Linked DNA regions of Mus musculus: all the other regions are linked to region 2. Evidence: chromatin loops called from intact Hi-C (ENCODE). Cell type or tissue: left cerebral cortex. All regions are shown on one strand. Links, peaks and the distances in the headings refer to the core of each region. The heading gives the core; the rest is flanking DNA.

The links. Hi-C counts contacts between places; a loop is a spot of excess contacts. Peaks named below come from ENCODE experiments on the same cell type or tissue, not always from the same donor. Only the 100,000 strongest peaks of a DNase experiment are listed, where the experiment ranks them.
Region 1: a loop joins it to region 2, with 1.9 times the contacts of the local background. A loop is called at or near these places in 2 of 42 quality-filtered maps.
Region 3: a loop joins it to region 2, with 4 times the contacts of the local background. A loop is called at or near these places in 12 of 42 quality-filtered maps.

Annotation. Positions count from the first base shown.
Region 1 is chr3:28,517,338-28,527,489 of GRCm38, forward strand. All of the region lies in intron 4 of Tnik (TRAF2 and NCK interacting kinase), which reads left to right. Among named protein-coding and RNA genes, the nearest start is that of Mir466q, 100 kb to the left of the region's middle. In left cerebral cortex, for the core only: no CTCF peak of the experiment used is centred there; DNase peaks (open chromatin) are centred at 6,005, 6,391, 7,417 and 8,717; H3K27ac peaks cover 3,552 bases.
Region 2 is chr3:28,404,482-28,414,633 of GRCm38, forward strand. The region is part of intron 2 of Tnik (TRAF2 and NCK interacting kinase); the gene reads left to right. Among named protein-coding and RNA genes, the nearest start is that of Mir466q, 10 kb to the right of the region's middle. In left cerebral cortex, for the core only: CTCF peaks have their summits at 4,788 (motif pointing left) and 6,019; DNase peaks (open chromatin) are centred at 1,068, 1,139, 4,840 and 5,997; H3K4me3 peaks cover 495 bases; H3K27ac peaks cover 2,016 bases.
Region 3 is chr3:28,257,429-28,267,580 of GRCm38, forward strand. Tnik (TRAF2 and NCK interacting kinase) reads left to right here and starts at 5,786. Exons shown (of 33, transcript NM_026910.1): 1 at 5,786-6,271. The coding sequence starts at 6,215. In left cerebral cortex, for the core only: no CTCF peak of the experiment used is centred there; DNase peaks (open chromatin) are centred at 5,389, 5,878, 6,483, 6,767 and 3 more places; H3K4me3 peaks cover 4,146 bases; H3K27ac peaks cover 3,780 bases.

The sequences.
Region 1 (10,152 bases), core at 1,276-9,275, 110 kb after region 2:
GACAAAATCCTAATTAACAAAATCAGAAATGAAAAGGGAGACATAACAACAGATCCTGAAGAAATCCAAAACACCATCAGATCCTTCTACAAAAGGCTATACTCAACAAAACTGGAAAACCTGGACGAAATGGACAAATTTCTGGACAGATACCAGGTACCAAAGTTGAATCAGGATCAAGTTGACCTTCTAAACAGTCCCATATCCCCTAAAGAAATAGAAGCAGTTATTAATAGTCTCCCAGCCAAAAAAAGCCCAGGACCAGACGGGTTTAGTGCAGAGTTCTATCAGACCTTCAAAGAAGATCTAACTCCAGTTCTGCACAAACTTTTTCACAAGATAGAAGTAGAAGGTATTCTACCCAACTCATTTTATGAAGCCACTATTACTCTGATACCTAAACCACAGAAAGATCCAACAAAGATAGAGAACTTCAGACCAATTTCTCTTATGAACATCGATGCAAAAATCCTTAATAAAATTCTCGCTAACCGAATCCAAGAACACATTAAAGCAATCATCCATCCTGACCAAGTAGGTTTTATTCCAGGGATGCAGGGATGGTTTAATATACGAAAATCCATCAATGTAATCCATTATATAAACAAACTCAAAGACAAAAACCACATGATCATCTCGTTAGATGCAGAAAAAGCATTTGACAAGATCCAACACCCATTCATGATAAAAGTTCTGGAAAGATCAGGAATTCAAGGCCAATACCTAAACATGATAAAAGCAATCTACAGCAAACCAGTAGCCAACATCAAAGTAAATGGAGAGAAGCTGGAAGCAATCCCACTAAAATCAGGGACTAGACAAGGCTGCCCACTTTCTCCCTACCTTTTCAACATAGTACTTGAAGTATTAGCCAGAGCAATTCGACAACAAAAGGAGATCAAGGGGATACAAATTGGAAAAGAGGAAGTCAAAATATCACTTTTTGCAGATGATATGATAGTATATATAAGTGACCCTAAAAATTCCAACAGAGAACTCCTAAACCTGATAAACAGCTTCGGTGAAGTAGCTGGATATAAAATTAACTCAAACAAGTCAATGGCCTTTCTCTACACAAAGAATAAACAGGCTGAGAAAGAAATTAGGGAAACAACACCCTTCTCAATAGCCACAAATAATATAAAATATCTCGGCGTGACTCTAACGAAGGAAGTGAAAGATCTGTATGATAAAAACTTCAAGTCCCTGAAGAAAGAAATTAAAGAAGATCTCAGAAGATGGAAAGATCTCCCATGCTCATGGATTGGCAGGACCAACATTGTAAAAATGGCTATCTTGCCAAAAGCAATCTACAGATTCAATGCAATCCCCATTAAAATTCCAACTCAATTCTTCAACGAATTAGAAGGAGCAATTTGCAAATTCATCTGGAATAACAAAAAACCGAGGATAGCAAAAACTCTTCTCAAGGATAAAAGAACCTCTGGTGGAATCACCATGCCTGACCTAAAGCTTTACTACAGAGCAATTGTGATAAAAACTGCATGGTACTGGTATAGAGACAGACAAGTGGACCAATGGAATAGAATTGAAGACCCAGAAATGAACCCACACACCTATGGTCACTTGATCTTCGACAAGGGAGCCAAAACCATCCAGTGGAAGAAAGACAGCATTTTCAACAATTGGTGCTGGCACAACTGGTTGTTATCATGTAGAAGAATGCGAATCGATCCATACTTATCTCCTTGTACTAAGGTCAAATCTAAGTGGATCAAGGAACTTCACATAAAACCAGAGACACTGAAACTTATAGAGGAGAAAGTGGGGAAAAGCCTTGAAGATATGGGCACAGGGGAAAAATTCCTGAACAGAACAGCAATGGCTTGTGCTGTAAGATCGAGAATTGACAAATGGGACCTAATGAAACTCCAAAGTTTCTGCAAGGCAAAAGACACTGTCTATAAGACAAAAAGACCACCAACAGACTGGGAAAGGATCTTTACCTATCCTAAATCAGATAGGGGACTAATATCCAACATATATAAAGAACTCAAGAAGGTGGACCTCAGAAAATCAAATAACCCCCTTAAAAAATGGGGCTCAGAACTGAACAAAGAATTCTCACCTGAGGAATACCGAATGGCAGAGAAGCACCTGAAAAAATGTTCAACATCCTTAATCATCAGGGAAATGCAAATCAAAACAACCCTGAGATTCCACCTCACACCAGTGAGAATGGCTAAGATCAAAAATTCAGGTGACAGCAGATGCTGGCGAGGATGTGGAGAAAGAGGAACACTCCTCCATTGTTGGTGGGATTGCAGGCTTGTACAACCACTCTGGAAATCAGTCTGGCGGTTCCTCAGAAAATTGGACATAGTACTACCGGAGGATCCAGCAATACCTCTCCTGGGCATATATCCAGAAGAAGCCCCAACTGGTAAGAAGGACACATGCTCCACTATGTTCATAGCAGCCTTATTTATAATAGCCAGAAACTGGAAAGAACCCAGATGCCCCTCAACAGAGGAATGGATACAGAAAATGTGGTACATCTACACAATGGAGTACTACTCAGCTATTAAAAAGAATGAATTTATGAAATTCCTAGCCAAATGGATGGACCTGGAGAGCATCATCCTGAGTGAGGTAACACAATCACAAAGGAACTCACACAATATGTACTCACTGATAAGTGGATACTAGCCCAAAACCTAGGATACCCACGATATAAGATACAATTTCCTAAACACATGAAACTCAAGAAAAATGAAGACTGAAGTGTGGACACTATGCCCCTCCTTAGAAGTGGGAACAAAACACCCATGGAAGGAGTTACAGAAACAAAGTTTGGAGCTGAGATGAAAGGATGGACCATGTAGAGACTGCCATATCCAGGGATCCACCCCATAATCAGCATCCAAACGCTGACACCATTGCATATACTAGCAAGATTTTATCGAAAGGACCCAGATGTAGCTGTCTCTTGTGAGACTATGCCGGGGCCTAGCAAACACAGAAGTGGATGCTCACAGTCAGCTAATGGATGGATCACAGGGCTCCCAATGGAGGAGCTAGAGAAAGTATCCAAGGAGCTAAAGGGATCTTCAACCCTATAGGTGGAAAAACATTATGAACTAACCAGTACCCCTGAGCTCTTGACTCTAGCTGCATATGTATCAAAAGATGGCCTAGTCGGCCATCACTGGAAAGAGAGGCCCATTGGACACGCAGACTTTGTGTGCCCCGGTACAGGGGAACGCCAGGGCCAAAGGGGGGGAGTGGGTGGGTAGGGGAGTGGGGGTGGGTGGGTAAGGGGGACTTTTGGTATAGCATTGGAAATGTAAATGAGCTAAATACCTAATAAAAAATGGAAAAAAAAAAAAAAAGAATTTAGCAAGGCCTAGGAGATAGGGGAGTTGTGATATTGCATTATTCATGAGGCCTGCCAAGAGCAGAACCCCCTGGTGCTAGCCTTCTCAAGGTTCAAAGGTATAGCACTAGAGTGTGAAATCCTTACCTGTCACTAAGCTGACCCTAGGCAGGACTGCTTTATCTTTACTGTAAACATTTACCTGGTTCCTGTAAGTCCCTTTGTAGTCATTCCTTTGTTTTGTATCAGGTAACTTCAATGTACCTTGCCTGCTGTGACTTCCAACCCCATATATTTTCTGTACTATATAAAACTGGTATTCACTTTGTGAGAATACATTCAGGTTCTACACAATCTCACATGTTGATCTGTCTGTCACTGGCTAATGCCTTGCCCACCTGCCCCAGAAACTCATTCCATGCAGACAAAGGGACCCAGAGGATCTGCAGCAGGGTGGGTTGAGGAGCAGGGGGAGGGAGGACAGGGGAGGAGTTTTTTGGAGGGGAAACTAGGAAAGGGGATAACATTTGAAATGTAAGTAAAGCAAATATCTAATAAAAAAAGAATCACATTAGAGATTCTCAGATAGTGACTAGAAATTCTTATTTTAAACAGTACAACGTAAGATCCTTTTGATTAAGTCTAAATAATTTCTGTCCCTCTTCAAACCCTCTTCAAACCCCATTTTATTTCAATATATACCTTTCTTTAGTCATCACAAAAGGAAATTTTATGCCTCATGACACTTTATTTTATGAATGCTGTAAATCTGAAAAACAGAACAAAACCAGTTGAAGTTTTCAACAACAGCCCACTGTTTAAAAAAAAAGAACATATGCTTGCATACATTCCTATAAATCCAAGAATATATTAACATTGAGAAAGAAATTAGTGCTACCCTTTCAGATATTAAACATGGGAGACTATAAATCAATCGTTTTACTTATTCATGCTTTTATTCATTCATTTGATAATTCAACAAATATAACAAATATTTACTGGATGCTTATTTTGCACCAAACATTATATGGTTTGAGGGAAAGATAGCAGATTCATTAATAAATGATGTTTTTGTTTCAAATAACTCTCAATGGCTAACCCTATAAAATGGATGGAATCTACATCACATGAAATTGCTATTTACCTTAAATATATGTACTAAAAATAATTTCTGGCTGTTTATCCTATCTTTAATAAATATGCTGAAAATATTGTGTAAATATCTAAAAAAAAAAAAAAAAAAATGAGCCTTTCCCCTTGAAAAGAAACTCATTTCCATCACTGGTTGTTGCTTTTATGAGTAGAGAACTTCCTTTGTAGACATACACTAAGTCACTGTCCTAGGGAAACAAATGAATCTCATTACTTGAGAGCAGAAATCCAAGAAGGTGGGACTTTGTAAGTGTGGGAGTCTAAAATGGTCAGGAGAACGGCTCTGAGCAGAGGCTGCTGCCTTGCCCTTAGTGCAGGATTTATGAACTGGGGTGGGGGGTGGGGCTGCTGACAAGATGGAAAACCTAATTTTTTTTGTAATCCCAAGAACTTTCATTTAAATTGTTTACACTGGTTTTTGCCTTAACAAAAGAATGACTTTGTCTGTATTCAAAACTGATTGTGAAGCTCCTGGCTCTCGGTTTAGATTAACATTGACCTAAGGTTCTTGTCCACACCTTGCTTCTCAGGACCTTCGGCTGTCAAGGTACTCTACCGTGAATTTGCAAAGCCTATGATTTTTAGCTTTGTTCTGGTTTTTGTTTTTTTCTGTTTGTGGTGGGGAGCACTGAGTGTGTATGAGTGTGTGTCCATCTACATATGACCATCCATGCAGAAGCCAGAGGAAGGCATTAGCTATCTTCCTCAGTCTACTTTCCACATTATATTTTAAAGACAAAGTCTATTCTCCAGACTCAATGCTCCTTTTGATGAAGATGCCTGACTTGTGGTTACCCATGATCCACCTATCTGACTGTGACCCAATGCTTGGATTATATTGTTACATGCAGCCTAAGGTCTACATGGGTGTTAGGTATTTGAAGTCATATCCTCTTGCCTGCTTGTCAAGTGCCATTATTGAAAAGTGAGACATTTCCCCAGCCTGACTTTCCCTACCTTTAACCTGGCTAAAACCTTACTCCTAATTCCTATTTTTTTTTCTGTTTGAGTTTAATATTTTGAGATGCAGAATTATACATACTTACTATTTCTGTGTATGCATGTGCATTTGTGTGTGGGTATGTGTTTGTGTGTATGTGTAAAAACGTATGTATTTATGGTGGGGTATATGTGGAGGCCAGAGGACAATTCCAAGAATTATTCCACAAGACCCATACAGCTTAAGTTTTGAGACAAGACCACTCATTGGCCTAAAGCTTGCTCATTACGTTAGGCTGGCTGGCCAGCGAGTCCCAGGGATCTGCCTGTCTCTGGTCCTCCAGTATCCCCTGCCTGTGTATTTCTGTGGGAGCCAGGGATCTGGTTCCTTGTGCTTGCAGGGCAAGCACTTCACTGGCTGGGCTGTTATCACAGCCTATGTTTCTTCTCCCCTTTAGGTTAATTCCTTTGTTGGAATCTGTGGAGCTCATATGTATGTGATGAGTCACTCCTGCTAAGGAAATTACCCAGGAGTTCGCACATAGCTGCTTGTGAAATGGATGCTGTCACACTGGCTCTGCTTGGACATGGATGACTGATAGCCCATGATCTTGGTCTGTAGGCAGGCTTTGCTTGCTAAAAATACCAGTTGGCTCGGATTATTCAAAATGCCTTTGTTACTAGCAGAGCAAAAGCCTGCCCGCAACCTCGTGGACAGCGTGGGGGACACTTGGCAGTCCTTTTATCTTTGCATAACTTATACTTTGTTTGAGAATTCTCCAGTCTAAAAATAAAAATTAATTTTTTTTCTTTTTAAACCTCAATACATGCTCATTTAAAGTTGAATATGCAAGGCTGTTCAGTTTGCTTTTGTGTTTCTGTATGGAGGCATTTCCTATTGTGAGATTTAAACGACCCCTGGCAAATGAAGCAACTTCTTTCAAAGCTGCTGAATTTTGAGTTTGGTTCACACCTTCATAAATCATGCAGATGGGATCTGTGGCTCTTCCCAACCACACAAGATAAAAATACCACGTTCCTCCCGGAGCTTTCTAAACCTCCAAGGTCACTAGGCTGATTTTTTACAGGGCTGGGATTTCTTGGAAGTTGCTTCTAAACTTTTCTTAGTCTCTTCAGAGGTTTGGTTCATCCTAGGGAGAACTCAACCCCTTGATCCTGTTCCCAGCCCTGCTGCCTGACCCTCTCTTTCCCACTAAAGAGAAAGGATCCACTTATTGTCACTTATTCTTGTGGGTGACTGACTGGCATCATCTTAGAAGGACAGGCTCCTGTCCAGACATTCTGACTTAGGACCTACAACATTAAAATGCCATCTTGAGACTTTGTTCCTTTCTATAGGAACTTAGAGCTGATTAACTAACGAGTGACTGAATTCTCTCGGGATCTGGAAAATTATCTCAGAATTGACCTTCAGAAGTCACTGAGGTTGTAAAATGAAGTGGTTGGACTTCATGGTTCTCTGCCAAGACCTATGCTCTGTGCCATGTGAAGAAGACTGAAATCAGGGCTGACTCCATGCTTCTGTCATATCTAGGAGAGGTGGAGAATAAAGCACATTCTTGGCAAAAGTTATACACGTGTGTGTTTGCATATGTGTGCATGTGTGAATACATATGTGTATATGCATGTGCATATGTGTTTGTATACATGCCTGTGTATGTGTGCATGAGAGGGGGGAGAGAGAGATGTTGGAACTAGAGCTTCTCATAAACTCCATTACTAAGTAATATTTCTACCTCAACACTGCAAAGAAACAATATTGTGTTTCATAGTAATAGACAACTGGCAAAAATCTATAGCAATCAACCATGTGAATTGCGAAATGTGTCAGGACTCAGTTCTTAGAAAACAACCTTTTTTACTTAGACAGACATAGTTATTCAAGTAATCCAAGCATTTATTTTTATAATCTATTCACATTATACCATGCTCTTTTTAGAATCCATCCTTCAGGCCCCAAGCCAGTCCCCATCTGCTTAAGCACACTTCTCTCACCGAATTCAATTTAGCCTCCTTTCTTTCTTCCCAAGTGGTAGGAATAGTTTCTGACCCAGTTGTTCAGAGGATACTGATGATTTTTAAATCTCTGATTTCTTTCAGTATCCTGTCTGACACTTCCATTACTGCCTCCTTCCTTGGAACAACACGTTGTCTGGAGGGTAGACTGTCTCTTTGTTTTGTGGTACAAACTTGAGCAAAATGACTTGGCACTGTTTCATCAGAGGCCCTAGAAGCACCTATGCCCATTGCCTTTCAAGCTCCTTCTGCCCGGTGACATTACCACGCAATTGAACATGACCTCTAGGACAGAGTGGTCATGCTAAGAGGCAGTCAGCTATATATATTTGAGGGTTCTGGTTACTGGCAGCTTTCCATTTGTTAGTGAAACTAACGTTCACATCAGGTCTGTATGTCTATGGTTTATATATATGCATGTTCTTTTTTTGTGCAATGTACCTGCATATGTGTGTGTGTTAGCACTCGTATGCTGGATGTTAACCTCTGGTGTTTTCCTCAGGAGCTATCCATGTGTGTGTGTGTGTGTGTGTGTGTGTGTGTGTGTGTGTCTGAATGTCTGTGTGTGTGTGTGTGTCTGTGTGTGTGTGTGTGTGTCGTCTGTGTGTGTGTGTGTAAAGGTTGGGGCATCTCTTATTCTAACCAGTTAGGTTGCCAATTAGGTTACACTATTGAGCTGACAAGCTCTGGAGATCTTCCTGTCTCTGCCTGCCCAGTACTGCTCTCACAAGTACAGGTTGCATACCCAGTTTTATCTGGGTGCTGTGTGTGGAACTCAGGTCCTTGTATTTGCATGACAAACACTTCAAACCCTGAGCCATCTTCCTGGTCCCCGATGCTTATTCATAGCAATTTAACCAGAGTGGAGATGGGATAGTCCTGGCTAGGGAACATGTCTATGGCGGTTATCATTTAGTGTCAACTTGATAGGATCTTGTTGACAGAATATTGTATGTCTGTATGGATATGACCCCTGCTAAGAAAAATATGATGGCCTATAGCTTAGGCAAGAAATAGGAGGTGGGATATCAGGAGGCAGAAAGGATTCTGGGATACTGCCCAGTGGGAGATTTACCCTGAAAGATGTGAGGACGAGACAGATGCATGGTATCTGAACACATGTAACCAGCCACATGGTAGAATGTAGACTAGAATAAATGGGTTATTTTAAGTTATGGTCTAGTCAGAGAAAAGCCTAGCTGTATGGCCAATTGACATTTTGAGACTCTTATTTCTGGAAGCATGGGACTGGAAGGAAAAAACAGACCAAATGTTAATAGGATCTAGAATCACCCAAGAGCAAATCCTCTGGCCAAGTCAGTGATGTACTATCGAGACTAGGCTAGCCTCTGGCTATGTTTGTGAAGGGTTATCTTGATTAAGTTCCTTGATATAAAAGACTTATCCACTATGGTGAGACAATTCCATGAGCTGGGGTCCCAGAGTGAACAAAAGGCAGAAATCTAGCGGAACAAAAGCCTTCATCTTCCTCTGCTTCCTCACTATGGATACAATGTAACCAGCTGCTCCGATCTTCTCACACTTCGCCTTACTCACTGTGATAGGCTATGGCTTTGAACTGTAAGACAACACGCTTTTGTAACAGGTCATGTAACTAATGCAGTGTCTAGGTCACAAAGTTACTAAGATGATGTTTTTTATGCCTTAATGAGTATTCACTCTGGGTAAGGCCAAAGACAATAAAAAGAAAACTGAGATGAGAGTCATGCAAAAGATTTTTGTTTACTTTTTGTTTTGTTTGTAAATCAGCAAGCTGTTAAGTGCCCAGCATATTAAGTTCTAAATAAGTGCTGATGTATCTTGTTGACTTAGTGTAAACTCTGAGGAAGCTGTCTTTCCTGGGAGATACTAATGATCCATTGCATCCTCCATGTGAGATCCTGACTTGCCTCACTTAGTCAGGCTTGGCATGTTGAGCCCTATGTCTGTTTATTAATGAGATGGGGCTACTTATGGGGAGGGAAGGTCCCTGCTGCGTGGTGGAAGTAATTATCAGTGTTGCTGTGTGGCTGTAGGAACTCATTGCTGGCAAGTTCTGGTTTCTTTCAGTTTCTTTCTTTCCTTCTTTAGAGTCCCATTACATAATTTAACAATCATTTTGTTCCTCAGTGAGATGAAAAGAATGGAGCGGCCCTCAGCTGCAGCTGAATAGAGAAACAAGATTATAGAAATCACTAACATTAGTGCCTGCCTAGAGCTGGAGTGTTTCCTATTGAATATTTGAAAGTATTTTGTCCAATCTAATTTTGAAAGACTGGAGTTGCTGGCTTCCACTGCTCTCTTTGGGGACGGCAATTATGTGGCCTAATAGGACCCAATGGTAGGACATTTTCTCCCAATGACTTGAGAACTGTTGATGCATCCCTGGGAGGTCTTGACACTATGTCTTTTCCAAAATGTGATTGGGAGAAAGGACATAGACATGCTTGGGAAGATGCTTTGATCATGTGTCCCAGAATGGTTTTGGTCCATCCTCTGGCACCAACCGAAGCATGATTCTCTACATAATGTTGCTTCCAGGTACACCAGAGTGGAGCCATGTGAGAAGCACTCATGTGCTCAATCTAGCACCAGGCAGCCTCCCACCAGTGTCTAATCCCTGCCGCCCACACTATCCTCTGCTTTCCCGACTGGAGCATTGAAACAAATGCAACATTTTTTAAAAT
Region 2 (10,152 bases), core at 961-8,960:
ATCTCATTCTCCAGACTGATGGTGTATAGACATCTATGCTTTGGCAGTCTACCAGCTGTATGGATACATGCCCATGACTGAAACTCACAGGCTTAGATCTCACCTGCTGATTATAGCTTTATGTAAACCTAAAGATTAATGGGAAACTGTCTTAAGGGAGAAAGGAATTAACACAGCTTTTCAAGACATCAGTTTGGGAAATGCTTAAGTACCTGCTGCATTTCTTATGTCAAGCTTACAGTACCCTGAAGTGAGCATCAGCATCTAAACAGAGAGTTGAAGGCACAAGCACCTATGATAACCATTTAAAAATAAATAATGCATAATTGATCTAATAATCAGCTAACTGATTTTTAAAAGATTACATTTACTTAGCATGCATGCACATGCACACATCACAGCATCTATGTAAAGGTCAGAGGTCAATCTGTAGGCTTGGACCATATAGGCTGAAGGGATCAAACTCAGGTTGTTAGGCTGAGCCATGGGCGCCTTTACCCTCCTCTCTCCATGTCTTCTCCATGAAGCATCCTTCTTTCCAGCTTGTCCAGGCTTTGAGTACCCATCCTCTCTTGTATATTGCTGCTAGCCTTGCTGTTCCTCTGCTTGCAGAAGGAAATCTGGGCTGTGAGGACAACACCAGCCACTGTTTCCTCCCCTGAAGAAGATGGTTTTGCAGGCTGTGTTCATCTTCCAGTGCTGAAGCTTTGCAACACCTGTACGTTTGCAAGAGAAATTTATCCGATTCTGCAGGCTGAGCTAATTGCAATTCTCCAGTGTTATTATTATTTGAAATCTTCAGTGAATCACCAAACCTCACTAATTCTCAAACCAAAGTCTTTGTGTTAGGTGACGGTGGCCCATCTAATTACCAACAATTAGATGAGTAAGAACACCTGACCCCAGCAGTTCAGGTTCTAATGAGACTCTGGTTCAGACAGTGTCAGCTAGAACCAGACAAAACAGGCTCACTCAGCCTTCCCTGTGACAATAACAGAGCTGGTGGCAGCTGAGGAAAGTGGGAAAGTCATTTTGTTCTTTCTGTCCTAGATTCCAGGGGCTGCTTCGCTCTAGAGACCTTTTAAGCTTGTTTAGTTCTCTATGAAAGCAACAGGAACATAGAACAGGAAGGAGCCCATAGAAGGGAGAGGCTGACCTAATTTGAATGTCCTCAGTTACTCAAAGGAACTGAAGCTTTAAAGGCACAGAGCCTCAAGGCTAGAGTTGTTTAGCTCTACACCCACACTCCCCTCATGGCTTCTTCTCTTCCATCCATTGTACTCTGCACACGTGCAGATTTCATGTGCATTAAAAGCATCATGCTGCTTTCATCTGGATTGAGTTCTGCTGGGGAATGAACCCTTTGCTTTTGAGAGTACACTGTAGAATGGAGAAGCTTGTTTTCGTTGGTTGTTTCCTTTATGTCAAAGAATGGCCATTAGCTGTGCTAGAATGGTTGGTCTTCTTGTTCCTCTTTGCTATGGAGGGTCTTGGATGTAAAAAAAAAAGGATTAGAAACTCAGAAAATGAAATGTAAACGTCTAGTCTGTTGATGGTGCATAGTATTAACAGTTTGATGTTAATGGCACGCTGGGTTGTGACCTTGGTTTATCTGAGTCAGAGTTTGAGGACATCGCGAAGCAGTAAGTGGTGAGATTCTCTCTCTGTGCTTCTTGTTCTTCTGTGTAGTAACTGTGCACTTTTTAAAAGGGTCTCAATCTGAATACATGGAAATTTCTTCCAGGCTCCTCACTACATGCACTGTATTTTGTCCCTGTGATTTGTAGATTCTCACCATTGTAATGAACAGACCATGCCAGAGGTCCCTGAGGGCAAAGAGGGTTGACCACAGAAGTCTTAGTGTCTAGAACAAAGAACGTGATCAGCAGACAGATGAGGGTTCTTGTCTCTGGAGAGCAATGCAAAGGCAGTGCCCCATGTCAATAGCCAACTTGGAAAAATGTAAAGGACTAAGTTATTTTTCTTGATGCTATGACAAAATATGTATGAAGAAGCAACTAAAAGGATGAGTTTGCATGGTTCATGGTTTGTGAAGGGACACAGTCGATCATGGTAAGGGAAGGACTGGCATCAGCAACCTGGTGGCTCTGGTCATATTGTGTCTATAGTCAGGAAGCAGGAAGCAGGAAACAGGAAGCAGGAAGCAGGAAGCAAACAACATGAAGTAGACAGAAAGTGGAACCCAAATGTAAGTCTTCTGCTCCCCTCCCCCAGTGACTCACTTTTGCAAGTGGGGTTCCATCCTAAACAGTTCATCAGCTTCCAAAACAGAGCCATGAGCTTGGCAAGCACATGGTCAGACACACAAGCAAGCATATGGAGATACTTCAGCGTCAAAACACAAGGACTTGTAAGATACCTAGTAACCAGGCCATATTAAAAAAAAACAAAACAAAACCCCTTTTACTATCTTCAGCATATATCTGTCCGTTTTTACCCACTGCAGGTGTCCAAGCGGAATACAAAGAAGTAGTTTCCTTGTAAGACAGAAGGGAGAGACAGCTCACATCATAAAACCACAGGTTGACAAACACAGTAAAGGGCCAGAGAGCAAATGATACCTTGAATGCATAGGTTGGGATGTCCCAGAAGGCCCAGGTGGTAAAGGCTTGCCCCAAGGCTGGCACCACTGGGATCTGTAGAAACAGTATAGTGGCCCTTCTTAACTTCCTTTTACTTTCTGGTCATGATGTGAACAGTTTTGTCCCTTCATGGGTGTTCCTGCCATGGTGCTCTACCACACCACAGGCCCAAAGCAACAGGGCTTACCAAAAGTGGACAGAACCTCCAAGACTGCAAGCCACCATACACCTGCTTAGGTATTTTATTATAGCAGTGAAAGGCTGATTAATACCACAACCCCCCCTCCCCCGTCCATCATGTGAAACAGGAAAGCAGCCACACACAAAAGCACAAAGGAAAAACCAGGCTGGGCTCTAATCAGACTTCAGTCACAGGTGCAGACATGTCACCTTCTCACTGCCTTATATTATGAAATTCTACTCAATTAGGAAATTTCCATAAGACACCTGACAGTGTGAAATGTCTCAACTCACCGTACTTATGTATGCTTGCTATCAGTGGTAACAGTGCTCAACCCTGAGAATTTGATTTTATGATGCGATTATTAAGGAGGGGGTACTTTCTTTCTCTGAGTGATTTGATGATCTTAAGTGAGCATGATTCCTATATTATTTGCAGAACTAAAATTAGTTACTTAAATATAAAAAGAGAGTCACATTTAAGAAGACACTGAGCATGTTACTGTGAATCTCAATTATAATTGACCTATGATTTATAAGAATGTTCACATTCACCTTTTCTGAATATAGCTTTTGGGAATTCACGTCTGTATAAAAGAATTGGTTACTGATGTTTGCTCTATAGGATCAAGAATAAAAGCAGAAGCAGTGAACCTTGGGAAAGGACCTGGCAGGACTGGGAGGGGTTGTGGATCTAAGGAACTATGAAGACAAAAGAGCGCTATCAGGACACATTGCTCGTGTGTAAAGTAAAAGACTAAATTAATAAATAAAAATTAAATAAACTGGAGTATCTTTTCCAGGCAATTGGTATTAAAATAAGGCAGGCATGTACTAATCCCACAATCCATACGGATTCAAGTTAGAAATGCAACATTTGCCCACATGTGCTACTAGGGCACACGCCTGGAAAACGGGTGGCATCTTTCTCCGGGTACTACTGTTGTTTTAATCAGGTTTTCTGGACTTTCAAAGTCGTTGGTTAAATTAGAACTGACACATATGTTAATTAGCTGGGTGGCAGGGTAGAGATAAACAGGCAAAACAGAATGACAACATGTTCCCTTTAAAAAAATGGTGACTCTGAATAGTATTTGGTTCTGTTTGTCAGTAATTGTGTATCTTCCTCTGTCCTTGCCTGGTGTGTTAATCTGCTAGTCTGAAATCTTTTTTATCTGCCTGTACTGTGAGATCCTTCTTTGCCATAATCCATCTGTGTCCTACAGGAGGTGAACCTGCCTTTCAGGACTGGCATGGTGGTGGACAGTATTAATGTGTATAAAAGGAAAAACTCCTTGAATAATTTAATGACCAAATGTCATCTGGGGAAAAGGGGTCAGTATGGAAAATGACTTTTCCTATCAGCTTTAAAAATCACAGTGTGGCTTGCCTTTCTTATGTGCAAATCAAATATCAAATTGAAGGATGTTTATACATCTTTCTGTAGGATGTTTAATGTTTTGCATTTCCTATTAGAACAAGGAAGCGTCTATAGCATTTTTGTTTACTTCTGTTAAAAGAAAGGAAAAAAAAACACAACAGAAAACCTAACCAACCGTCAGAACCTCAATAAACGAACCAGCAAAAGAAAGTCCTCCTTCTTTCCAGAACAACAGATGCTGCCTTTGACCTTGGGATTTAAGGGCAAATCTATCCTTGTTTACACGTCTTGAATTTCTTGGATTTGCCAGTATGAGGACAGCCGTTGGGGACGAAGCGCTCCAAGTATGTAAGCCATGAAAAGAAAATGAGTCTGGGCAGCTGTTGCTGCAGAAATCACGCTTTTGTCTGTTTCCAGTTCACTCATACGGAGAATTTTAAGAATTAAAAAGAAAAAAAAAAGGAGGAAAAAAAAAGGAAAGGCAACTACATTTAATCGAAAGACTCCTGCCACAGATGTCACAGCTTGGGAGCTGGCCTCTCCATCTGACACATTGCCTCCCCGTGAGGGAATCGAGTTTCCAGGAGGCTACATTTGCTTTGCTGGGCCCCCTTGTGGGGTTGGATAAGGAAACATAGCCAGTGCTATGCTCAGCCAGCCAACCAGAGGGACCCACTGGTGAGCGAGCTCATTGGTTCTCTGTGGCAGAGGGAACTACTGATGAGCGAGCTCATTGGTTCTCTGTGGCAGAGGGAACTACTGATGAGCGAGCTCATTGGTTCTCTGTGGCAGCTTTTCTACAATGAAGGCTGGAAAGACCTTGTGAGAAATGAGAGACAAGTGAGATTCCTCTGCTGCATGTTTGCCCACATGTGGTTCCTAGCTCGGTGGCGGAGGGGCACTGGTGAGTTGATGTTTTCCAAATTGAAACTAACAGATATACAACATGTTTTTTTGCTTCCTTTTTTCCCCCATAAATTATATATTTGAAAAGATAACCGCTTTGTTGTTGCTGTCCCAGGTCTGGTTATTGAACTCATGACCTTTTGTGCGCTAAGCATGTTTGTTCCCAATACCCTATATCCCAGAGGAAACCCCAATGAGCAATGCACACCTTTGAACAATGCAGAATTAAGAAGTGACTTTATTTATTATGGTGCTGGAGCCAGACACCCTTTCCCTTGAAATATAAGACAAAGGCCTTGGTGTGTCCCCTGCACTACACTTTCAGCAGAAGAGAACCAACGGTAGCCTGGCCACATCCGTCTCTTTGTTTCCACACACAGCCAATTGCCCTGTGTGTATTTTTCAATTTTACCTTTTTGTTGTAATTTTTCATTTGTGGGACATTATAGTGAATCCCCACAGTAGCGATTTACAAAATTTTATTAGGCAATTTCTCGGCAAAAGACATCTTAGAGTGTCATCATGGAGACTTTTAGAGTGTCACCATGGGGACTTTATTTTATTGCTTCTAACTGCTAATTAAAGAACTGGAAGGCTACTCTGGTGCAGTGGGCCAGGGTGTCCAAAGCCAGAAGGCCCATGAAAGAAGGTCCTCTTTTTTTTTTTTTTTCTTTTTTCTTTTCTTTTTTTTTGGCTTGATCAGTAATAGGGACAGATAGACCAGGTAGGTCGTCTCCCTCTGGGCTTTTTTTTTATATTTTATTTATTTATTTATTTATTTATTTATTTATTTATTTATTTATTTATTGAGAGCCCTGGCAATTAAGAGTAGTCACAGAGTGATCAGTCCCCTCTGTGCACTGTAGGGTGACGATACTCCCAGAAGCCATCTGTTAGGACAGGGCTGATTCGGTTAGTCCTGATGTAGCCTGGCATCCCCTACAGGGAGGAAGCTAGAACTGCCTGTCTACTGAAAGGGGCACTGGCAGGAAATGTATGGAGCTCATAGAATATTTGTCTCAAAATGATTATAATCTTTTGGAGAAATACTTAATAACCTTTCTAGGGCATTTTCCTTCATCATTTCTGGTCCCTTAAAAAGGTTTTAGTTCTTTTGACTGAATACCTTGAACAGAACTTAAAGAACTTAAGGCTCAAAGAGAGTTTTAATAAATTAGGTTCTCTAGCCAACAGCTCATGGATCCATTTTCCTGGGGAAAGGATCCCAGGCAGTTTTCTTTACCATGTTTGTCCATCAACCAATCACTGGCCATAAAACCTCTGCTGCTTTTCTCCTTAAAACCCTCCTGATGCTTTAAAACCAGCAGTAAGGCCAGCCCCAGTGTACTCTGAAACCAGAATAGTTAAGCCTCAATTTACCTGAAAGAGAAAACACCTCCTCTCTTGCTTTAATTTGTTTTTATACTAAATTCTTTTCACACTGACATTAGAGCTTCCCCATGCAGAATTCTTGCCCAGCAAGAATATTCTCTATAGAATTCTGGAAAACTGCCTGCTCAGGGTACTTGAAAATAAAAAGGATAATACCTTTCTCAACACAAAATGTTATTCTGTGTGGTTTTGCAGGCAGCTTGTTTTTCTTTGTGCAGTGCTAAGCATGGGCCCCACACCTTCGCACACACCAGGCAAGCACTCTTCCACTGAGCTACACGCTCATGGCAGCCGTCTTATTTTTAGCTCCATGAGTCTGAAATAAATCTTTGTTTACACCCACTGGTGTAAGGTCTGTTGGTAACCTTTGGTGTCCACTGAAATTTAGTATTCAGCAGTAATGTTTAAAGTACACACATATACACACATACACAATATTTATATATATTATGTGTATATATAATGTATATATTTATACCTTATGTATATTGATTTTTAGTATATACATATATATGCATATATACATTACATACACTTTTAGCATATGTGTGTATATATGTATATACACATATATGTATATAAACATACATACATACATTTATATACACTATATGTATATAAACATGCATATATATATATGTTTATATATATATATTAGGTTTCATGTAGCTCAGGCTTACCAATAATGTGCGATGGAACTTAATCTGGCCCTGAACTCTTGACCTACCAGTTTGCCTTGCTAGGACCTCAGACATGTGCTACCATACTCAACTCTGAAGTTAAAATAATGGAGATTTTATTTGTTCATTTATTTATGTGTATGTGTGTATGCATGCATGCATGCATCCTCAGTCACTTTTTTTTTTCCAAGACAGGGTTTCTCTGTGCAGCCTTGGCTGTTCTGACTCTGTAGACTAGGCTGATCTTGAACCTCTAACTCTGGGATTAAAGGCATGTGCTATGCACTCTTAACCTTTGGACCCTCTCTCTAACCCCTAAGGCTGGGTTTCTCAACCAGTGGGTCTAGACCTTTGTGGGAGTCAAAATAACCTTTCACAGGGTCAGTTAAGCCCATGGGAAAACAGATGTTTACATTATGATTCATGACAGTAGGAAAATTACAGTTATAAAGTAGCAATAAAAATAATGTTATGGTTGGTTTCACCATGACATGAGGAGCTGCATTAAAGGGTCACAGCATTAGGAAGGTTGAGAACCACTGCCTTAACATAAAGAAAAAATTAAAAGCTTACAAAAGAGAATTTAATCCTAAGGTGTTTCAGAAATCGCCTTTTACAGATTTTTATTAAATATTTTTCTTCATTGCCAAGAGAATAAAGTCCATCAACGACGTGAAGAACTGGCGCACAACATCCTCAGCTCTGAAATGTCTATCTAATGCTCATGCACTTTGGAGCTTTAAGGGATTCAAGGAGATTTAGAATTACTTGCTACCAAGAGCTATAGTATTTCAGAAAAATAGAGATTGACTTTTAAAATTTTTGCTTGATATTTCTTCAAACTTTTCTATGTCTTTTCAAGATTTTCTCCAGAGTTGAAGCCTGCTTGTGCTTTGGAAGGTAATTTCTTAGACTTCCGGTTTGGGTTGTGGGACTTTGGTATGTGTCTAAATTATGCTGTGCCTACATTGGGGCCATCCCGAGAAATGGAGGCACACCTACTGAATGATCTTGCAGACTCTCTATTCTACTATAGAAGGACGTTCTCTAAAGGCACGTCTGTCCTATTGGACAACCAGGTTCAGGAAATCATATCACACATGAGAGGACACTCCTTTCTACAGTGAGGAGTGTTGGGATAAAGACTGATCTGGTTCAAAACTAAGCCTGTTACTCTTTTGGTTACTAGATTTTTATATATGTAAGGCCCCTGAACTGTAAGAAGTGGGCACTTTTAAAATCTCACACACTATACTCAGTGTAAGAAATATGTTCTCTTCTGTTACCACAGGAATCTAGTTGCTGGCATGAGGGCAATTAGCATCCTTGGCATCTTTGCACTGTCTGTGGTGGGTATTACCAGGTCAAGAGAAGGAGGCTCCAAGTGTCATGGAGCAGGATCATTATTGCCTGGCACCCACTCCTCTCAGCCCCCGTGTGTGTCTGGACCTAGCTATGGGGTGGACATGGTGCCAGGATTGTAATACCACCATGAACAGAAAAGCACAGCCCTGATCCCTCTAGTGTCTTATAGGCTAAACATCAGAGAGGCGTGCAAAGCTTGTCTCAGAGGGGTTTATGGGGATAAGATGGGCTTTCTGTGTCCTTCCTGCCTCACTGTCCTGGGTCCTTTATTCTGGGCAGCCTCCCAGTCTCCTTTCTGCTCAGTTCTTTCCATTGGTGGGATGTCTTATGTAATGAATATCATTGTAGGTAAATGACTAAAACTCTTCTAAGAACCTCTGTGTGATCATCAAAGACTTGGAGGCATCTAGGCCATGATGACACCTGGTCAGACCTAGAGAGCCAAGCAAGCTGTTGTCATAATTTGCTTTTTTCTGTTGCTGTGATAAACACTGTGACCAAAATCAACTAGGGGGAGCAAAGTGTTTATTCTAGTTCACAGAGGGAGGAGAAGAAACTCAAGGCATGAATCTGGAGGCAAGGACTGAAGCAGATGTCATGGTAAGGAAGGACTGCTTACTGGATTGCTCTCCCTGGCTCATGCTCAGTCATTTTAGTAAGCAGCTACCTATCCAGGATTGATGCCATCCACAGAAGGCGGGGCCTGGTGCTACTCAGAAGCTGGAATCCTTTGTTATAGGCTTCTTCCTTATTCGTTTGGCACCTACTTCCCTGGGGGCTTTGAACTCAGGTCAGACATTCTCCTGAGAAGAGATCAAGGAGTCATGACATCACCCTATTAAGGTGATGATGATTTAATCTGAGATGACTTTTTAATTATGAAGAGCACACGGTTACATATATAATTTCCACAGCATAGTGTTTTTAATAAATATATCACAATATTAATATTTAGGAAACTGTGAAATTTAATTACTTGGAAGTAAATCTCAGTGAATGGGGCAAATGGAAGAAACAAATGGTAGACGCTCAGGAAAGAGAATACGCAAGTGCTGTCAGGACTGTCACAGAGGTAGGAGGACGAAGAGGGATCTCATGAACCGCCTCTGTCTCTGCCTCCATTGTTGCCTGGGTCGGCTTCGTCGTTTCTTCCCTCAGTTCAGGAGCTTCTTGCCATGCCCAGAACAGCCTGGGCTTACAGGCCTCTATGAGCTGCCTTTCTTCCCCCCTTTTATCCAAAGTGTTTTCATATCCCTTGGTAGCCTTTGCTCCAACTTACCTGGTCCATTAACTATTCTCCCAAAGTCCACACTTTCTCTCTCTAGGCCTCTGCTCATACCATTTAGGTCAGCAGGATACAAATTAAATTCATTCAGTTGCCAAATCCTGCTGCTCCCATAAGTCTGAGTTCACACACTTCCTCTTTCATATCCCTGCTAATCAGAACCAATCACTTCATCTTCTTGGTCCCTCGCTGTTGGCCTTGTGTGCGTACCAGTATTACCTAGTCAGGCTTGTAGCCAGTTAATCCTCTCATCCATCCACGTTTCAACAGTTCCTTCCTGAAAGCTTCATTCCTAGCACTCTGCTGGAAGATGCGAGTGTAGGGAGGGGCACAAAGCCAGAGATGGTGTTTGTTCTCTGA
Region 3 (10,152 bases), core at 1,114-9,113, 150 kb before region 2:
AAAGCTGTTGCCTGTATGTAGGATATGTTCTTCTAGTTGGGCTGCCTTGTCTGGCCTCAATTGGAGAGGAAGCTCCTAGCCTTTCAGAGACTTGATGTACTAGGATGGAGGGATACCCACCTGCTCAGAGGAGAAGTGGATGGGGAATGGAGGCAGGATTATGGGAAGGAGTGATCAGGAGGGGGCCACTGAGTGGGATGTAAAGTGAATAAGTAAAAAAATAAAATAAAATAATAGACTCTGGGACAACTTATAGCATTTTATTTTACTCTTCCACATATTGTACAGATTTTCTATTAGAAGCATGTTGGAACTTTTAGATATACCTTCATGTTGCTTAACTTTTTCTGCTGTTCCAACAAAACAACAATAACAACCAATAAATGAACGAACAGCCTGGGCTTACTACTCTGTGGTAGGAACTGCCCATCCTTCCCTTCCATCAGTGACAGTGTAACACAGTGAAGAAGACCCTGAGTTCAAATCCTGACTCATCCTCTTATGATAACTGTGTTGCTCCAGGCAAAGCTAAAGTTTACTGTTCTTCTCTTGTAAGACAAATATCCTAATACTATTGACTATTTTGTTAGGTAATAAATATTAAATATATAAATACATGGATGTTCTCTTAGTTCATTTTGGCTACTAAAATAAAATGCCTCAGGTAATTTTATACACAACAGGAATGTATTGCTTAGGTTTAGAAGCTGGAGAGTCCTAGGTCAAGGCACTGACGCTTGAATCTGTTAACACAGATCCTCCAAGTGATGCCCCTTGTGTCCTTCCAGGGCACAGGGGCACTGCTGTCCCTCACAAGGGCACTGCTTCTTCATGCTGTCACTGTTGAACTCGGTCTTCAAGGTCTAATGTTAGGGGTTCCAGAAATACTCAGACCACAGCAAATGCTTAGAAGAATGTGTATGATTTATTATATTGATAATAAAACGGTTATCTTAATAACACAATTATATTTACAATCATTTTTTCAATCTACTATGCTTTTATTCCAATATATTCTCTTAAAAATATTTATAAGTTTGTGTGTGCACATGGATGTGTGGGTGTGCATGTATGTGTGTGTGTGTGTGCCCATGTGTGCATTCAAAAGCCAGAGGTCAACATTGGAGCATTTCTCGATTACTCTTCACCTTATTTTTTGAGGCAGGGTCTCTCCCTGATCCTGGCATTTGCTGAGTTAGCGAGACTACATGACCAGTCAGTCCCAGGAAGCCTCCTGCCTCCACTTCCCTAGTATTGGGATTACAGGTATATTGTTGCAGGAAACCTTTTTCACGCGTGTCCTGGGATTAAAATTCATGTTCTCAGGTTTATGCAGCAAGTACTTTACCAACTTGTCCATGTTCCTACACTCATAAAATGTGACTAACTAGTCCTCTAACTAGTTTTGAAAAAAAAAAGTTATATTTTCTGCATGCAAGTCCTGGATTATACCTCTAAGGATTTAAGTGTGCACATTATAAGCCTGTCTTGCTGTATTATTATCTTCGGTCTTGATTCAGTTTGCTAACTGATGCCAGGGTCTTTCTTCTCCAGTAATAGCTCCCGTGACCATTGGAGGAGTGCACTTGTCCGTGTGGGCCAACGCTGTGTTCAGAGCTCTCCTCTGTTCATCAGTGGTGCCATTCTGACTGAAGGTTTGCTTTAAGGAGTGTAGTAGGAGAACGGAGCAGCACTCAGAAGACACACACAGTGTTTGGGAGTGAGTTCCCATTTCTTCCCGTCATTGGGAATCAGCACCCAGGTACTAGCTTGCCTCATTGACCCTAGCATACATGTTCAGAGCTGGTGCCAGTGGAGGGGGGTGTGTGCTGCTGAGTCTCCTTATTCTGCATGTACTTTTTCATATCAGCTATCACTACATATCTAAAATAATCTTGTCACTGGCTGTTTATAAGCTTGTTTGTCTCTGTGAGGTGAGAGTTTTGTGTGACTCAGGCTCCTCAGGGCCTAGTACTGCTTTTATATAGAATGATCTACGTCGAATGAATCAATGAATCAATACAGTCCCTTGGTTACTCACCACAATAAACATGTCTGCTCATGCAGCTTCGGCCTGCCCAAATCTCACCCATACAGTTCCTTTGTTGTCATATTAAACGTCACATCCACTCTTACTGATTTAGACCATCTAGACAGTGCTCTGGATAAGTGGCCAGCTGATATTGCTTCTTTTAAGACCTTAATGTATGTTTAAAAATATTTTTTCCGAGGTAGACATGATGGCTCAGTACTTGGAAATTTCAAAGTCATCCCGAGCTATGTACCAAGTCAGGGGAAAACCTGGGCTACATTTGAACCCCTACACGTGTTACTTCTGATTTCTACATTGTGATTTGACTTGGCACATAGATTTGTTATTAAACAACACAGAACATAACAAGGAGAAGACACCTCTGGTTTCTCTCTTTTCTGAGTACTTTTAAAACACAAGAATGTTCCAAATATGTAAATGCACCAAGGACAATATTATCAATACCTATAACTAGCAGTCCATATTTAACTATTCCAACCCTGTAATGATATTTGCTTCAGCTTTTAAAAAACCGTAAGTTCTCACCGGGCTTCCTTGCCTTCCTTGTATCCTCTTCTTCGTCCTCCCTGGTCAGTTGCTGTGCACTTCCTGTCTGTGCCAGGCTTTCTGTTGTTGTTGCATGCTTAGAGTAGAGACAGCCAGCAGGCAGGTGTGTTTTCTTGGCTTTGAAGATATGCCTGAATGGTCTCTGCTTCCCCAGTCCTTCAGATCATGACAGGAGTAAAGCCTCATCTTGGTCGCATCCTGACTGCCTATGCTACTTGCTATTTGCCCTTTTTCCTGTCAGTTAACATCATGTATCTAAAATAATTTTAGTTGCTGACCTCTTGCCCCGCACTTCCTGTCTGCCCTTGTGAAGGCTGGGGTTCCTTGTTACCTGGGCTGTTCCATAACGAAGCAATAACCGACCAAAATGGTAGACCTTACTTTCATTATAGTGATTTTATATTGAATGTTTTCTTTTCTATAGGAGGAGGTATGTCTAGTGCTGTGGGGTACTCACCAGAGAAGACTTCTCAGACCAGACATGGGTTTAATCTAAAAGGAAGTCTTTATTAGCCAGCCAGCAACTATGCTAGGATCCCAGTGTAGCCCAGAGCCTTTCTCAGGGTGAGATTTTAAGCACAAAAACCATGCTCTAGGTTGACATACTTCAGTTAACAAGAACAGTTAGCCAGAAGCAGAGCCACAGAAGCCAAAAAGCAAGGCTAGTACATTTAGAGACTTTCTCAGAATTATGGTTTTTGATGGACTAGGCCTAGGCTTTAGTTTTAGAAGATGGTGTTGTCTCCATGCTGTTTTACAGCTGAGCGGTCCTTCCATCATGGAGTCAGTGGTGCTAAGTCCTTGGTGCCTACTAAGGACTGGGGCCCTAGTATGTCTAGACCTCTTTTTATAGTAGTGACTTATGTTTTCTTTTAAATTAAACACAAAGCAAAAACTGTTGATAAGAGTGCAGGATGGAAAGAAATCAGACTTCTGCTGGAACAGCTGAAATCTGAAATGTACTTGGCCTAAAGAAGAGAGTTTGATGTTCCTGAATAGGGCATGCAGAACTCTGCCTGATCTGCCCTCTGCCCTCTCCTGGTCCTAAGATTTCCCACCCTTGCCTGCCACTGCTTTCTACCCACTCCTCCCTCCCTCCCCAGGGTGCACTGTGTTGAACCCTCTTTGAAGCTATATCCATCCTTTCTGTCTGAGGTGGGGCTTCCTCAGCAGCAGTGGACTAGTCTGAACCTATTGTAAACCCCAAAGTAGAGTCTTGTGCTATTAGAGTTAGGGGAAAAGACCTTTTTGTGGTTTCACCTAAGTCTGTAGTACTTTTCTGTGAGCATGTTTATCTCCTATTTTCAAGTCTGAAGCTTTTAAAGGAGCCCTGCGTATGAATCTCAATACCCTAATCTGAAATTATTTTGCTTCATCTTGAGACATGTTAACCTGTTGTCTAGAGAAAGGGTGAGATAAGAAGGAGGAGGAGGAGGAGGAGGTGGAGGAGGAGGAGGAGGAGAGGAAGAAGAAGAAGAAGAAGAAGAAGAAGAAGAAGAAGAAGAAGAAGAAGAAGAAGAAGAAGAAGAAGAAGAAGAAGAAGAAGAAGAAGGGAAGAAGAAGGAGAAGGAGAAGATGATGATGACACACAAGGAAAAGTGTGGTGGAGGGAAAAGATGGCTTCTACTTGGTCCCTTCGTGGAGGCTTGTGGGTTCGGAACAGCATTCTAGTTTCATGGTATGGTTTAGAGAGCACATGACCCACCCCAATGAGTCCAAGACTAAACAGTCCAGCTAACACTAATTTCATTAGTGTTGGTCCGTTCATTCATTCTTTCAACTTGTTCTGAAGCTCATAATTAGTTTATTCTTCATGACTTTAAAAAGAAGTGGCAACAGCCCAAGTGTTGGTGTCCATGTGTAATCTGAGTACTTGGGTGGGCGGGGGGGGGGGGGTCATTTGCAGGACAATGAGGAGTTCAAGGCCATCCCCAGCTGCACAGTGAAGGGAAGACTTCCTTTAAGTACTTAAGATCTGTCTCATAACCATACCAAATCAAACAACCAATAAGATAAATCAAAAAGAACCTCTACTCCCCCCAAAAGAAAACAAAACAAAAAGTCAAATAAAAATCAACCCCCCCCAGTATGTTTAGCTTTTTATCTCAGTAGATGCTAGAGGAACACTCAGAACTATTGATGAGTTGAAGCCAGTGGGAAGAGTTCACTATAAATGTTTTCTTCCGACGTATTTTGCGTGGCCAAACTAGGAGACAGGCAAGGATGCGAGAGGGTTGGGGAAGTGACTTTACACTTTTGATAAAGAATGACGGGTTACCACTGCAAACACCCAGCTCTTGAGTGAAAAAGCGAGCGAAGTCAAATAGCTCGCGGGTCAGGGCTCACTATCCTAGAGCCAAACTTTCTCCATGAATCCAGGTAGGTCACCGCGGAAAAGCTACAAAGGAGGAAACACTGGGTTAGGTACTATGTTGCCCAATTAATGTCGGCCTTGGAGTCACCTGAATCCTTCGAGCTACTGCACCCAGGGAGCAAGCTTCTCTTTTCAATTCGGTCATTTCCGTGGGGAATTGCGGCACGCGCAGGTCTTGGGTGTGGCGATATCCAGACAGAGCTCACATCTCTCGGATTTCCAGCTTCTAGCAAACCTACTCAGCCTAGAGAACCACAGACGATTCGGGCCTGCCTTCCTGCAACCCAGTGGCCGCGAATGACCGTGACCCTGTGGCCACTGCTCAGCACCAAAGCCAGGCTGCCGGCTCGGCGCGTGTGAGCTTCTCCCCAACTCGCTCTGCGCGGGGAGGCGGATCCCCTTCCCTGCGCACAAGTCCTTATATGCACCGGTTGCACCGGCCCGCCTTTACTCCAGCCCCACAAATAATTAATGGGGGAGGGAGGACGCTGCTGCCTTTTCCCGCTGCCTCTCCCCACCACCCTTTTCACCATTAGAGTATCTGAACGCAGTCAAGAAACCCCAAGATACGATCGAAGAGCCATTTTGGTGCACTGCACAAATTGGACACATTAAAAATATATATTCAGCATTCAGGCTCCTGCACAGAGAGGCTCAAAAACGGCTGTTTAGATTCAGCACTATTAACCCTCAAAAGCTGGGGCGGAAAGGGTGCGTACCCCTCCCCCACCCTGGCTAGTGGCGGAGGGACCCGGTCAGGAAGCGCGGCCTCTCCCCAGTCGGAGACCACGCCTCTCCCCCCCCCCCCACTCCTCCCAGGAAGCGGTGATAGACAGTTCTGTGTGGTTCTCCACCCCCACCTCCCAGCTGAGTGGAGGAGTTGATATGTCTCATTATAACAGCCAATGCAGCCGCCATCCACGCACAAGCAAAGAAGCATGTCCCATTTAAATACACCCACGCAGCCCCAGCGCCCTTAGCCGATCAGGGCGCGCAGCCCACACGCACCGCGGCTCCGGGCTTGGAGATCCGCGCAGGTCGGGCTCCGGGATCCCGCGGATCGACGCTCTCGGAAGATCGGGATCGGACTCTTGCTGGGGCCCGGGTGGGCGGGGGAGGCTGGGCCCCGGGCCTCTCTGGCGGACAGCCGCATGAGGACGCGAGCGAAATAGACCGGGGTGGAATTGCCAAGGAAGACGCTTCGGGGTGGTTTTGGTCCATTTCTCCCGCGAAGAGTCGACATGGCGAGCGACTCCCCAGCTCGCAGCCTGGATGAAATCGATCTCTCCGCCCTGAGGGTGAGCAGAACGTGTTTTTTCCTTTTTTTCCAATGGTCTAGGGCTGAAAGAGGGAACGTTCCCTGCCTTTCTGTTCTAATTCCGGGGCAGCCGAGGGGTTCTAGGCTGAGCCCCTACCCCTACAGCAGGGGCTGGGCTCCCCTTGTGCTCCTAGGCTGTTCCCGAGGTTCCGCAAGGAAGCTGGTAGAGCTTGTCAGTTTCATCTTCGATCGGTGTAAGAGCATTACATGAAAGGCTGGTGTGTGTGTGTGTGTGTGTGTGTGTGTGTGTGTGTGTGTGTGTGTGTGTACCCGGGCAACCGTCTCGTGCCAAGGCGCGAGACCCGACTGCTCCTTGCTGCAAAAGATTCTCTTGGAGAAGAAAGGCACTGGCCCTTCACGTTTGCCAGCTACCTGCAAGATGCCATCGTGAGCTAGCTGTCTCTACCAGCGGACCCTGCTGCTCCAATGGAGCAGTAATTGCTGCTCTGGGCTGGTCTTGTAGGTGCTAACTGACTCCCTTCCCGGCTTCTGTCTCCGGTGCTGGGGCTCCGGCTCAGCTCTTCCCTATATGCCAGTGTGCACTCACCTTTATCTGTGGTTTGAACTCAGCCCTGCCTATTCCTTCCCTCGGTGACTGTGACCTTTCAGTTTTATGGCTGAACTTCAGCAGGTGAAAGAGAAGCTTAACCGCTTCTCCTCACCACACCGGAACTCCCTGGAGAGATTGTGTGTGCGTGTGTGCCTGTGTGCCTGTGTGCCTGTGTGTGTGTGTGTGTGTGTGTGTGTGTGTGTGTGTGTGTGTGTGTGTGTGTGTGTCCCAGGTCTGTGAACAGTCCTTTGTAAAACATATTCCCTTCCCCGAGCCCGGCCGCTTTGCCTTTACCTAATGAAACACCTCAGACGTCGTTCCATTGTATTGAATAAGACTTTAGTGATCTAGAATCCATTTTGCTGTTGTTTGAAAATCAGACTGCCAGGAATCCCATTGCAGCCTCGACGCTTCCCCACCCCCACCTCTAATCCCAGCACACTCCTTCGGGGAAGGGGGCCGAGCGCTCTTGCCATTTTAATTAGATGCTGCCTGCCAGGAAGGGGGTGAGGAGGGGTGGTGGCCTTGGCAGCAGCAGGCATCTGAGAAAGATTGGACACCAATCTCAGTTCCACTAGTTTCTTCCTCTCCCGAACTAAAAATAAAATAAACAGCAAATGCATATGCTTGATGCCTGGAGGGTAGGTGAGACCTAAGAGATGGTGTCTCATCTCATGTCACCCACCGCCAGTAGGGGTGGAAGTTCAGTGGTTCTCCGGAACACATTGTTAGATTGATGCTAGAATCTTGAGGCCGTTTACCTGTGTCTACTAAAGCCTTCCTGCCCTTACATTTCTCTACAAATATTTTAAGGGGCTAGATACCTGTCTGATGGAGGTGATACTTTTTCTTCAGGCTCCACGAGTCTCTTTTCTTCCCTCTCCTTGAATCCTTGCCCCTTCCCATATCTTTTGGTAGAGAGAGAGAGGTGACAATTCAGAGAGACAACTCGAAGGTTGAGGACTGACTGCCCTATGAAACGGCCTGTTGTGCTAGTGGGGCAGCAGAAGCTCATTCATGCATGATTACAGTAAGCTGTCTGTTTTTCTGGTGCCCAAAGGCCACATTCAGAACCAGTGAGTAGCTAAGTGTGGGGGTTGGGAGCAGAGTGGGTGCTTTAAACAAGCGCGGCTTCCTCTTCACCCATGGTGTGTGCTCTACTTCTGTCTGGGAGTTGCTATGGTGTGAGTTAATCAGGTGGACCAGACTTGGAGAAGGAGGAGTGGCTAAGAGGTGGAGGCCTGAACAATGAGGCAGCCTTGTGATATAGCTGAGCAGGAATCTTAGCATCCTTCTCCCTGATATGATTTTTAAGTTGGGGGGCTGGGAGGAGGGGACTAGCTCCTGTGGGCAAGGTTTTCTGAGATACCAAGCACAGAGCACCTTGATGCATACTTGAGGAAACTCCCGGGCTCTGCTATGTGTATGTGGAACAGATATCTTTGTATGATTTACTGAGATTGCTCTTTGTCACCCAAGAAGCCCAATGAATTCTCTGCCTGCACTGGTGTGTGCAAAGAGCTAGGATAACAGCTACTCCCAGTGTCTGGGGGAGCTATTGGCTGGAAGACTTACATGCAGATGGGCAGACAGTTGTACTCAGCAGGCCTGGGAGCGTCAGGCAGTCTTGTGGTAGGCTAGGTGTGCAGGTCCGTTTGTCTCCGAGGGCCAGTAGGTGATGCCCACAAATGGAAGCGTAGATGGTGGCTGCCTTCCCAGATTTGGAGAGGTTGGTTCCTAAGCTTGCAGAGAAGTCCTTCTGAGGAAACCCTGACCCTGAATTGCAGGCAAGGTCAGTGGTGCAGCCCTGTCAGCCCCTCGACATCCCTGTGGCTCTTTAATGTATACAATCAATGCTCTTTGTAAGCCCTGGGCTTGGTGGTTTAAAAGCAGATCCTGTCTAGAGAGGCCTTTCTCCTTCTGATTTTGGGGGCTTATTGTTCTCAGTCAGTGATCCCAGACTGGGCCTAGTCTGAAATTCTCCCCAATTGGAACAATGCATAATTCAAACCAGAGCAACCAGTACCAGCCCTGTCATTTAAGCCATGCAAAATATGGGTGGGATTTTGTTGTTGTGGTGGTGGTGGTAGTGGTGGTTTTGTTTTTGTTTTTGTTTTTGTTTTTGACTAAAATGAAGTGGGGTTTATGATTAGGAAATAATCAGAATTCCATGAGTCCTCATGGCAGGATTCATGAAGCTCAACTAAGTCTTGAATGTTAGGTAGGGGATGGTTTTATAGATGAGAGCTGGAAAAGAATCTTAGAACACTGGCCCATTCCTGTAGTGTGACACTCTGGAAGCTGAAACCCAGAGAGGTAAACTTTGCTGTCCAAGGTCACACAGCCAAGGGGGAAATAAAAGTAGCCAGAGGAAAGAATATGGTTCCGGACTCCTCAGTCTGCTCTCTAAGACACATCATTTGATCATTTGTAGCTGGAAATGAAGTCAGTGAGATGTTTTCTGCTAGTAGGGAGGGCAAGAGAAATTAATCATTTGACCAGGGGCATGGATTTTTTTGTCTTGAGAGTGGAAAACCTACTAGAAACAGTGAACTTACCAAATCAAATGACCAGAACTATCTGGCACCTTTGGAATGTATCTTGCCTAGCCTTCTTTCAGTCTCTTCTTCGAAGTCAAATAGACATCTAAATCAGATAGGACAGATGGTGTCCTGCGCTGATAACCTCTCTCAGTAACCCTTCTCCATCTGAACATGTCCCAAGGGGTCCGTCCAGACATGCACATTATTCAGATACCTCCGTGTGTGAGGTTTCTGATGTCCATGCATGCTTTTTAAAATTGCTGGAGTTGCGGATATTACATGTAGTATTACAGCGGATATTACATGTAGTATTACAGCGGATATTACATGTAGTATTACAGCAGATATTATATGTAGTATTACAGACTAAGTTCTCTCCATGTGGGTGTATGAAAATGTGTATGCACGCACCCAGGCTACTGCAAACAATCTTCTTATTCAGACCTGGGCTTGAGTCATGCCTGCTTCAGACCTCGCTGTATTAAAAGATGAAATTATCCACCATGATGCTGCATTGCCTATGAGGTGAGCTCAGCACAGACAGCCTTCTGAAGAGGATCGTGTTTCTCAACACTGGCTCTGCTCAGCCTGGCCCAAGGCGTCGGGCACTCAAGGTCAGGGGTTCTGACCTCAGACTTTCAGCTTGGGGCAGGACTCAGACAAAATTAGATGACTTACACCGCCTTCACCTCCACCCCCATGCCTTTCTGGACCTAGCCATCAATCTCTTCTTCCCGCACCCCCTGCTCCTGACCTATGTGTGTGTAG